2 separate regions of the Mus musculus genome follow, and region 1 is linked to region 2. Evidence: chromatin loops called from intact Hi-C (ENCODE). Cell type or tissue: heart. All regions are shown on one strand. Each heading gives the region's core, and the rest is flanking DNA. Links, peaks and the distances in the headings are about the cores only.

Region 1 (6,069 bases), core at 673-5,672, 190 kb before region 2:
AAAGGTCTGCGGTTCACAGAGCGGTGATTAATGACACTGGACTCTGGAGTAGCGATTCTTAGGTTATCTTTGGGTAGATTCAAATTCACCAGTATCTGCACTCACATGGCTATGGTTTGGAAAAACACTTCCCAAAGGCTCACTCAGGGTGAGAGTCTGTTCTGAGGTGGGACCTGGTGGGAAGTCCTTAGATGGCTAGTGATGTCCCCTCAAAAAGACTGTGGGACTCTATTGTCCCGGTTGGTCACTTTCTACTTCCCAACTTTTGATGTGTGATTGGCTCTGACACATGCTCCCATCACTATCATTGGCCACTCTCACCAAAGCCTTCCCTGCTGGGTTGCCTGGAACCTCTAGAGCCTAACCAGATACACGTTCCTCTGGGAACCCCTTGCTTTGGGTTTTCACTTAGCAACGCAAAGCTGAATAAGAGGAAGACAGGCCTGTGCTAGAGCAATGTCCCATCTCGCCACTTAAGTCCCTTACCAGATGTAGACACCACACTCAGCTTCTTATCCTCCACAATTACAAGCTAAACGAACTTACATTGTTTATATGCTAACTAGTCTGTGGAATCTTTGTTATAGCAACAGATCATAGACTACGTCAGCACAGTAAAACTACAAAAATCTCAACCTCTGGTTATTTTTCAATATTCTCTCTCTCTCTCTCTCTCTCTCTCTCTCTCTCTCTCTCTCTCTGTCTCTGTCTCTCTCTCTCTCTCTCTGTCTCTGTCTCTCTCTCTCTCTGTAGTAAAAGATTCCATGAAGAGGATCATAGCTCATGTGGCAAGTTTTTAGCCATGACAGCTAAGACACAGAACTGCAGCAAAGTGTATAAACAGGAAGCATCCACAGCTGGGTAAAAATCACCTTGTGGAAGAACATGTGTTGGGATGATCCATCCCCTTAGCATGTTCCTGACTCCACTGAGGTAAAGGAGGCTGTGATCCTGCTTTCCTGAGCACACTGCATGCAGGGCAGAGAAGCTCATGCCAGTTGTAAGCATTTTTCTGTATGAATAAAAACAGCAGAGTTCATGTGCAATCCTCTGGGGGGATTTCTTGGCACAAGTCACTAATGCCTATGTGGGTGTTTCGCAGAGAAGGCCAGGACAGCAGGGTGCATGGGCAGTAACATTCAGGCTTCTCATACCAGGAGCAGCTCTCCTCTAGCAGGCTGCTTGCAAAATGAGGGAGAGTGGAGAGTCAGGAGGAAGCAGGTTATGAATCAGGTGATGGGTGCTGCTTTCTAGGCTACTGGATTCCTGAAAGCCCCCGAGGGCCTATCACTAGGGTGACTAGGGCACCTGAAGGCAGGGCTTTGGCATTTCTGCCTTAGAAGATGGTGCTGCCACCAGCTGTGATAGCATTAAAGGAGAAAGGTAACTCGGGAGGCATGAGGGTTGCTCACAAGTTGTCCCAGGGTCAGTGTGGGAATCAGATACAATGGGGGTAAGAAATGTATGTGGAAAAATAGGTGGATAGCTGCCAAGGACATAGAGTATGAAGTCCAAGCTACTTGGCCTGATTTATACTGGAGCTTTAATTATATATGATTGTGTGTGTGTGTGTGTGTAAGAGCGAGAGAGCGAGCGAGCGAGCGAGTGAGAGAGAGAGAGAGTCAATAGATAGTACGGGAAGGATGATCAGTAATCAGAAAGTTAAAGACTGAAAGTTTATGTTTTTCAGAAAGAAGATACTGTGTCTGCAGATGCCTGTGGGTGTGGCCAAGGACCGTAAGTAGTGGGGACACAGCAGGCTGTGCACACATCTTGCTGAGCTGGGACTTATGGCTGTGATGCAGACACTGCCAGCCATGTTTTGACTTGGAAGGTCTGTGATGTCTAACGGAGATGAGTGACCAGAGAGAAGATGATTTGGCAAAAAACAGGTTATACTGTCAGCATGGGGAACTTAAGATTCCTGCTATGTGAAGGGTTTCTATACAAACATGGGAAAGGCCCTCATATCTCTGGGGATAAATGCAAAGTGGGTGCTTGCTAAATAAGGAATCTGACAGATTTCTATTCAACCAAAAAGGTTGTCCATGACAACAAGGGACTCTTTCTAGAACTGTTTAGCTGTGGTATTCCTTCAGTGAAATGCTACATATAAGGAATAGACTCACACATATTGTGTAAGCTCTGTCCCTAGTCTACTACTGAGAACAACAGGGAGCTTGATGAAGTGCTTCACTGAGCTGATTAAATATAAAACATGAATGGAGTCTTGTGAATATTCCCCCTGTCCCCCCAAAGCTCTGGGTTCAACCTACTCTTCCAGATACTGACAGATAATGGGCGAGGCCAATTTGAGTGTTTACAAAACATGGCTTATGTTAACATGGTATTTTCAAACCCCTTATAAAAGCTACCTTACTTCTCAGTTGTTACTTAAAATGGAGAAAACAAAAAACCCTCTCATTATGTATTTTAGAGGTATACCAGCATAGTCACCCTGCTGTCCTAAGAGAATGCCCCTCCTGACCCGAGTGTGGCAAGGCCTCTAGCATCTAGGAAAAGGTTAGAATGAAAGACTCTGGAGAAGTGAAGGAACTCAGGCCAGCAGGAACTGGGAGGCCTGGCTTGGCTGCCAAGTGTGCCCTTGTGAGCAACTGAGCATTTTTAATGCAGAGGTGTAATATGCAGGGTAGCCTCTGGGTCACAGATTTGATGTCTACATTGTTATTTCCCTTGCATCTTAATATTTACTGGAAAAGTAGCATTTCAGAATGTACAATGTTATTTTCCCATTGGAAAAAAAAATTCTGAAGTTGTCATTCCAGCCTGGTTTTATGTCAGGTAAAGGAAATGTTCAATATTTTAAATGGAAAAAGGCAGATGCAAGTGTAAAGATCTTTATAATAACTGTAGCTAATAAGCAAAGTTATTAAAATATATAAGGTATATTTGTACATTTTCATTTATTTGTGGTAATAGGTGAAGACCTGAGACACATATGTATGTGCAGACTAGTGTTTTTTATTTCCTCTAAAGGAGCCAGCAGTGTGGTGGGAGGCAGAGACAAGGGGTTAGGAGGAACCAGGCCATCCTCCATTAACTCCCTGGGAAACTTGAAGCTATCCCGAACTACATGGCACCTTGTCTCAAATCCAGAACAAATTGTAAGCATTATTTAGAACAAATTGCATGACTTAATATCATTTAAAAATAGTTAAAATAATAGGGTTTCTACCTAATCAAGCCTATTTTAGAAATAATCTTATTTGATGTTTAGCCTTCAAATACAATGAAGTCAGAGATGGAAATAGATCAGAAAATGAAAACTTATTAAGAAAGAAGAATTTTAAGGCATATTTAATTTTTGGGGGGTATCTAGGGACTCAAAATGGGATAAAGATGGCAGAGGAGGCCAAAAGTTTGTTTTAACTTCCAGAAGGAAGCCTGTAGGTCAGTTCTCAAGCATGACCACAAGGTGGCGATATTGGCCCAGAACAGTTTGGTTGTTGTTGGGCGGAGACTTGAGGCTCAACCAACCATTTGTTCCAGAAAGATACAACTGAGGGGAAGAGAGAAAGAAAAAGAGATAGTATTACTATGAACTAATCTTTATAAGCAGATAGACATGAAAAACATGAAAACATTTATCATGTTTCAGAACATCTCCCACTGTCATTTTTTCCCATCCTGAAAACCTCACCCATCTGCTTGGTCAGTAGGTAATGCTGGGCTTTGCCCATTCCTCAGGCTTAATGAAAATGTGTCTTAGAATGTGCTGTCTTACCTTTATGTGCACTTGACTTACCAAAACATTTCAAAACTGTGATTGGCAGGCTCAAAATTAACATGACTTCCTGCCCTGGCACACTCACAGCTCACACATAAAAATATGTTATGTGAACATACATGCTTACATGAAGAAGGAAATCTCAAATTCTTACCTTCACATTGAACTGAAGAAATAATTAATAGGAGAAATATCTTAGCAAACTTCTAATATTCTGGAGAGGGAAGTCTATCTGGCCTTTGACCAGGAGCATCCTGAGATGGATACTGCTAAGTACTGTACTTCCCAAGTAATATCTGATAACAGGACATCATAAACCTAACGCGGCTGACATCTCAATATTAAGATTAGAGTAGTAAGATGTCAGCAAGCTGGTCTTAGGGTGTAATTTGGTGGTAGAGTGTGCTTTGGTTTGATCTGAAGCAAGACACACAGACAAAGCTCTTCTCAAAGTGATGCCAATACACTCTGCTTTCTGCTGCTGCTTCATAAGATTAAACATTTTATTGATACAAGGTCTGAAGGCTTAAGACCTAAGGGGTCTAACAACCTGTAACTCTTTTGCATTGATTTTATTTGCATTAAAAAAAAGCCTTCTCTATTCTTGAAAATACTCCTTATGGTTGCTCAAATATAGTTATCATTTTCAACTTTCAATGTATTAAGAGATGAAATTACCATATAGTTTTCGGCACAGCAGCTCCGAGGAGAGCTGGTAGGCTGCATGCACGCTAACATGGTGCATGCTTACGTGGCGAGCCACCACAGAAGAATGGGCTGGAAACCCATGAGTTTTTCTTCTCTGTTCTGAGGTTAGCACTCCAGAGCAAGGGAAAAAGGGTGCACCTTTTTTTTTTTTCCTGTCACACAAAATTGCACAAGTTATCTGAAAAGATGTTGGTTTGTTTGATGCTGACAGGAAGCATGGACCACAAAGTTGTTGATCACAGTTTTAATCAGGACCCTGCTGAGCAGCCTCCCAGTGAGACACCCACTGTGGCTACATTAGTTCTTTCTTCACCTTTCTTTCTTTCTTTCTCTCTTTCTTTCTTTCTTTCTTTCTTTCTTTCTTTCTTTCTTTCTTTCTTTCTTTCTTTCTTTCTCTCTCTCTCTTTCTCTCTCTCTTTCTTTTTTCCAATTTTTTATTAGGTATTTTCTTCATTTACATTTCAAATGCTATCCCAAAAGTCCCCTATAATCCTCTCACTATCTGATCCTTATTGGTGAGGCAGAGGCAGAGGGAGGGGAGGGGGCAGGGACAGAGGGAGGGGGTAGGGGCAGGGGCAGAGGCAGAGACAGGAATATCATTGCAAATTTAAGATGAGTCTGGGCATCCCAGAGCAGTCTAGGCCAGCCAGGAATAATAGGGAAACCCTGCCTCAGAAGCAAAACAAAAACCAAACAACACCCTCACCCTCTGTCTTTGCACTTTATTGTATCAATGACACACTGGATGCTGGGTGTTTAATGATAGAATGGCAAACATTTAGTCCATGTCACTTTCAAGTTATAAAGGAAGGTGTTGATGAGAGAACATGCAAGTGGTGGTGTCTGTGTGATGGAACTGACCATGAAATGAACATCTGTTTTCTAGAAGCAAAGCATATACTTACGAGAGAAAGATTTGGGAATTATTGCATGAAAATCCCTAAAGCCATCAGCCCCATATGCAACTGCAATAGAGAAGGCAAAAAGAAAGCCAGGTTGTCAAATCATCACGGACACAAGAGTGCAGAAGACAGTGCTGCTTTCAAAAGGCAATGTTATTATGTAAAACCACCAGTTAGCTGCTAATTTGTTATTGTTGTCTTCAGACAAGCTACAGAAAAGTCACTCCTCAGAGCAGGACCTCTGAACTGTGAGCAAGCTCCGACGGCCTCAACAGCCTAGAACATCCTAGAACCAATAGCAACCATTCAGTAGTACTGGCTGAGTGTGCTCTTGGCCACATCACAGTCTCACACGGGAAAGCACACGTCTGCACAATCAGTGTGCTTCCTCATGGGTAGTCTGCCCCTCAAACGTTCTTCATTTGCTTTTTTTTTTTTGTCTTTTCTTTATTGTATCCAGAGAAAATTAAAACATTTCCCATCTGCCTGTTGGATAGGGAATTGCTGCTCCAAAAGGAGCTACCAGATTTCCGTATTGCTTAGTAGTTGCCTTTGAAAATGGCACCAAGCCCCGTGCTTGTAGTCTTTCGCAGGCCGTTCCTAGTGAGTTCCAATTCCTAAGACCTGTTATACTCTGTACACGTGTCTGTGTGTGTATATGTACATGCATGCACACCGGGTGCACGCTCACATGACTTCTTTCCCAAAATG
Region 2 (6,069 bases), core at 596-5,595:
CCCCTTCCTTTCAAATGGGCCAGCACACAGCCAGTGTACGGGAGTGTGAAAACATGTCAATAACAGCTCAAAGGAACCACACTGGGAAAAGGTCTAACCAGCACACTCCCACGGAGAGAGAGAGTGAGCCACCAGTAAATGGAAGTGACAAGGCTGCACTGTGCAGAGTGGTGGTAGCATCATTGAGCTGTGCACACCTGCCACTACTCAGGAGCACTCACGGAGAAGGTGACCTCCCCACAAGAAATATCCAAAAGCCATGATGAGGCATTGGTTCTTTGTGAGCCAAAGGTCACAGTGTCCCCCCGCCCCATACCCTCCACTTCACTGAGAAAATAGACTAAACAATAGCAGTAGGCCCTCAAGAATGAATATTTTCAACATTGTCCCCAGAGGGAGGGGATGAAAACTTTAGAAGACATTTGTAAGTGTGACCGCTCTGCCTTGGTTTGCCAAGCAGGAATACAGTCTGCTAGGCTGTTTTGATTGGAAAAGACCGTGGTTCTACACTGTGATTTACAAACTCACACTTAGATTTTTCACTTGAGAAAGAACTGATTCTTGCAATAATCTAGTTAGAGGAGCCAATTAAAGTGCAGGAATATGTAAATCACACACACATGACTATATGTGTATATACAAACACACACATACGTATGCATACTGTGTTTTAAAAGGTACTGTTGTGGCTAGTATAAAGATCTGCCTTTATGGATTTGTTTTCCCCTGGGGGCAGGAAACCACCTTAAATTTCTGTCCTAAAGCCTTTCTAATATGGAGCTTAAATGTTTGAAAATATTTAGTTCCTGAAAATGAGATACTGGAGATTTTAGAGGATATTATCACCAGAGAACCGTGAAACAAGTCAGGTTATAACACATAGCCACTACGGCTCCTTGGTTATGGTTATGTTTCTAAGATTGAAGTTTGACTCTCAACAGCCTAAGAGGCTGGCTGCTACCTTCTGCTGGTTTTGTTTTGTTTTTCTTCAAGAAAGAAAGTAAATAATTTTCCTTTTCTTTTTTCTTTTTTGAAGTGCTGGGTGTTGAGCTTATAGCCTTGTGTCTGGTAGATAAATACTCAACCACTGGGCTCCAGCCTTAGCCATTAGGAATCTATTTCTGATGAAACAATAGAGTCTTACAGATTTTCTGTTTTTGTTCGGACTGGGGACTCACACATGCTAGGCAGGCACTCTACCACTGAGTCACAGCACTGGCTTCATTCCATCCACTGCTGCCAGGGAGCAAACACGGATACCCGTCTTTTAATAGGGAGAGCAGGTAGCTTCCAGTGTTAATGAAATAGAATCTAGCGGACCAGCTCAGAGTCAAGGTGGGGAACGACCAATAACATCCTGGGAATGTATAGGCTTTCTTAAGATATGTGACCTCAGTTGAAGGATCCGAGTGGCTGAGAGTCAGAATGAGGAAGCTGGAACACACCAGCCAACACTGGTACAATTTGGTACCTGACTATAGGACCATATTTTTTTCTATTTATCTCTTAGCTAAAACCTGGCTTTCATGAGAACCTACTGACAAACTTACAAAGGTCTTTAAGATATCATGATTCCCACCTACAAAGTAATTTAGTGGCATTTTTCTCAGTTCTCTTTTTCAATTCCCTTCTCTCCCCAACCCTGACTGATCTGATCTCCTGTTAACTCTCAATGCTTTCTTGTCACTTTATGCCCTCTCCAAGACCCACCCATCACCGGATTCCACTGCCTAGAGCAAACACGCTGCATCTCTCTCTGGACCATGGACTTCTCAAGTCTTCCCCTCCACACTTGTCCTTCAATTTTGGCCTTAAATTCTCTCTCTGTGTCAACAGGCTCTCAGTTAGGTCTCCTTCTGGCCATCCCTCATCCTAAGGATGCAATCCAGTCTTTCAGGGCAGAGCCTGTCTTGTCGAGACTCTCCTGGTTTTTTTTTTTTTATCTAACATCCTCATATCTGCTCACTCCTAGACCTTCCTCTTTGCTTCCCCACTGGCTCTTCCCTCTGCCTGGAATAGCTGTTCTTCATGCACAGGCCTTTCACAAGTATCACTTCCTCAGAGAAGTGCCCTCTGACCGCACCCCTTGGCTCCACTCATCTCCAGTTTTCTGTCGTAATCAGTGGAAAAGAAAGTATCTGCAGCCAGGTTTTCTCTTTGCTGCCATTCTGTACCTGGCCACTCTCCTCTCCTTGAAAACTAAGAATCTCCATGAGAGCCTGGTCAATCTTTCCAACAACAGTCAAAGGGAGGCCTTCATGGGGTGTGGTCTGACACCTGCACAGTTCTTTTTCTGACACCGGGTCTCCCTTCTCCTTACACAGCTAGCTTGCTGCATGACCTTTGTGGAACATAACCTTTCCTTATCGACTGAGATCCTTGAGTTTCTACCTTGGATCACTCCTGAGCTCTCACCCCAGGAAGGTACAGCCAAGGCTGCTTTGCTTCCTTAACCTGATGTGTGCTGGATCATCCTGGGCCCTTGACTGGGCCCTTACTCTCATCCCTTTCTCCATGACCATGGCTTTTGCTAGAGGGATTCTGTCAGTCCCCTGTGAGTTATCCTCCAAAATCTCTGGGATAGACCTGGTGCTGATATGGATCCTGAGAGTCCAGAGGGGCAAAACCAGCAGCGTGTTTCCAAAGCATACTCACATCCCTTTTAGGAATCACAGCTATATCAGGCTATTCAAGACACTGAGATGGGAAGGGAACTTTGGCAGGAGTTGCTGTAGGTGTCCTTTGAGAGTAGGAGACTGGGAGGGTACAGAAAAGTAGGATCAGGATAATCCTGTACTGGATCCATAGACATCTGGCTAAGGGCACTCTATATTTCTGTTACATTACCAAGTCCCCATTCCTCTTGAGATGTTCTGGTACAACTGGACGGGTTACACTGTTGGCCTGTTATTCCGTGTTTAAGTACCACCCTCCTTGCTCCTTCCTCAAGCTGCCCCACATTTCTTCTAACGTTATTTCTCATCCTCTTTCACACACTGAACACTGCTGTGACCTCAGCCAGCTTCTATGACAAGCCACAAAGCTTCTGGTTGGCCAAGCTTTTCCACTGCCTGGAATAACCTCACTTTCCTCTCTGGCAGGCACACGTGAGTCACACATAGCTTCAAAATGTGGCTTAAATGTCAATGTTGCTTTGAACTCACCTGCTCCTCTTCCCCACTCACCCTCCCTCATCCCCAGCTCCCTTTGAACTCTTGTCCACAGGGTGAAACCTTAGGGCTGACAGTACCACCGAGTATATTTGTACATCAGTACAGTAATAAACAGGGGCATCTTGAGCTTTTGGGGAGCAGAGGTTGTCTTTGTTCCCTGGTGGTCTCTGTCCCTGACTCTGAGTCTTCATAGAGTGGATGTTCAAAACTTACCATCCCGGTAGGAAGGCACCGTTTAATTCCGTCACCAAGGAACTGTGAACACCTTGAAACTGATGATGTGGCAGCCACGGCCTCTACGGAATAGTGAAGGATGCAAGAATGTCACAGAGCTAACTGCAAAACCCCTTTGGCCTCAGTTTCTATCTTTAGAAGAGCCACTTGCCCGTTGGAGCCAGTTGCTACTGCCACCTGGCGTCCATTTACCTCATGTGCAGGCTGGGTTCAGTTAGAAGCTCAGTTCTTCCGGTAACTATTATTGTTACAAGGAGTAATTTGGAAATATAACCCCTGATTTCCTCCCATTCACCATGGCAGAAAAAAAAAATCAATCATTTTGAGGAGACCTTTTATTGTCTTCCAACTTATCATTCTAGCTTAGACATCGCAGCACTCAGAGACGACTTGAGGCTGAGGAATCGGCTGCTTCTGCAGCAACCTCAGGAGCCACCAGGCTGTCTGCATCTGCAGACCCGTGGGCAAGATGGATATGTATCGTTTTAGATTACTCATAGGACCATTAGCCTTATTTCCAAGGTCAGAAACAGTTTGGGTTTAAAAAGGCAAGCAGGCCTAAAGAGGCCACCTCCTGTAGCCAGGCAGGAACCCCAGTGGAGCAACAGAGACACCAACCCACCCACAAAACCCAAAAGTTAACCTGTCTATGAGAAATGCAGACACAGAAGATGCAGCAGAGACCTTGGGAAGGGACAGTCAATATCCAGCCCAACACGAAACCCATCCCATGGACAAGCACCAATCCATGACACTATTAATGATACTCTGTTATGCTTGTAGACAGGAGTAAGCTGTCCTCTGAGAGGCTCCACTCAGCAGCTGATTCAGACAGATACAGACACCCATAGTCAAACAATGAATGGAGCTTGAGAACTCTTATGGAAGAGTAGGGGGAAGGATTGCTGCCCTGAAGGGGATAGAAACTCTACAGGAAGACCAGTAAAATCAACTAACTTGGACCCTTGGGGCTCTCAGAGACTGAACCACCATCCAAAGAGCATACACAGGCTGGACCTAGGCCTCCCTGAACATATGTAGCAGAGGTACAGCTTTGTCTTCAAGTGGGTCCTGAACAACTGGAGCAGGGCTATCCTAAAGCCGTTGCCTGCCTGTGAGATGTGTTCTAGCTAGGCTGCCTTGTCTGGCCTCAATGGGAGAGGAAGTGTCTAGCTTTGAAGAGACTTGACTTGCCAGGGTAGGGGGAATAGCTGGGGGAGGCACCTGTTCAGAGAAGGGGAAGGGAAGATGGGGGAAGGATTGTGGAAGGGGAGTCTGGGAGGTGGGCAGTGAGCAGGATGTAAAGTGAATAAGTAAAAAGAATTAAATTAAATTAAATTAAATTAAAAATTTTGCATTTTGAAGGAGGGGGAGAGGAAGCCAGCAGGACCCTTTAGTGCTCAGCTCCAGGTCTCTAACCAGGCATGTAATTTGCAGAGGCCCACATGACAACAAGTGGCGATGTATTTTAGAGAGCAAATCCAATCACCTGGTGAAGCTGTTTCTCTGCCGCTGTGACTTCGTAAGAGTGAGATGAGCAGCAACTGCCATTTTCTGCCCAGCATCTCCTCATTGGCACGATTATTTTAGAAAACAATAGTGTCTCCTTGTTCTTTGATCTTCACAACAGCAAATGGAACTCTAGAGTTCAGGAATGAAGTTCCTCTCCAAGCCAAGGCTCTGTCAGCAGCCTGGTCAGACTGTCTGGAAGGGCAGCCGACAGGAAGTCCGTTAGGCTTCTTCTGGGCTTGGATGTGTCCTCGCCAGGAAACTGTCCTCTTCTGGCTGCAGCTTTCAACTTGCGATTCTCCTTTTTCTCCCCAGCCGACCACAGGCAGGTGGAAATGGAAGATGCCAGAGAAGCCCAGCAAAGCTGAATGCGGCTGCACCTTGCAAAGACCTTTTGTTCTGTATATCGACAGTACAAAGTATGGTTAGAGATGGAATGCTGAGGTGGGTAAGAGAGTCTATCTCAGGTTGGCATATGGCTTAGTGAGTAAAGGCATGTGGCACCAACCCTGACAACCTGAGTCTGACCCCTCAGACCTATACAGTAGAAGAATAAAGCAACCCCCTCTGGCTTCCCTGGGTGGGAATGCTCGAGTGTACACACACACATACACACACACACACACACACACACACACACACACCAATAATTAAAAAATATTTAAAAACAGAGTCTGTTTGCAGGAATATTTCCATAGGAAAAGCTGAGTCTTTTGGTACAAAGGGCTATACCACCAAAGCTCTAGGCTGAAGATCAGAAAGAGAGACAAAGAAAGGTAAGTATCCTCTGAGATAAAATCTTGTCCTGATACCTTGCTTTTTCTATCCACAACTCAGTGGTTGGTTCTGCAGGTCACACAGGAGATCCATTCATCTGTCTGTCCATTTATCTGTCCATCAATCCATCCACCTGTCTGTCCATCCATCTATCCTTCCTTCCTTCCTTCCTTCCTTCCTTCCTTCCTTCCTTCCTTCTTCCCTCCCTCCCTCCCTCCCTCCCTCCCTCCCTCCCTTCCTTCCTTCCTTCCTTCCTTCCTTCCTTCCTTCCTTCCATCCTTCTTCTTCTCCCTCCTTCTCCCCCCACTCTGTCTTTCCCTCTCTCCAGCCTTCCTCTCCCATTCCCTTCATTTCTTCAACAGAGAGCCATCATGAG

What was found. A loop is a pair of places that touch in the nucleus more often than their neighbours do. Peaks named below come from ENCODE experiments on the same cell type or tissue, not always from the same donor. Only the 100,000 strongest peaks of a DNase experiment are listed, where the experiment ranks them.
Region 1: it touches region 2 in a loop (10-fold over the local background); 26 of 42 quality-filtered maps call a loop at or near these places.

Annotation. Positions count from the first base shown.
Region 1 is chr11:11,740,302-11,746,370 of GRCm38, reverse strand. All of the region lies in intron 3 of Ikzf1 (IKAROS family zinc finger 1), which reads right to left. Among named protein-coding and RNA genes, the nearest start is that of Ikzf1, 57 kb to the right of the region's middle. In heart, for the core only: a CTCF peak has its summit at 3,427 (motif pointing right); no DNase peak of the experiment used is centred there.
Region 2 is chr11:11,554,837-11,560,905 of GRCm38, reverse strand. It overlaps Gm29945 (a long non-coding RNA gene), which reads left to right and starts at 2,978. Exons shown (of 3, transcript XR_381043.3): 1 at 2,978-3,107; 2 at 5,232-5,360. Gm11998 (predicted gene 11998) reads right to left here and starts at 3,496. Exons shown (of 2, transcript NR_166079.1): 1 at 3,387-3,496. In heart, for the core only: a CTCF peak has its summit at 3,591 (motif pointing left); a DNase peak (open chromatin) is centred at 2,105.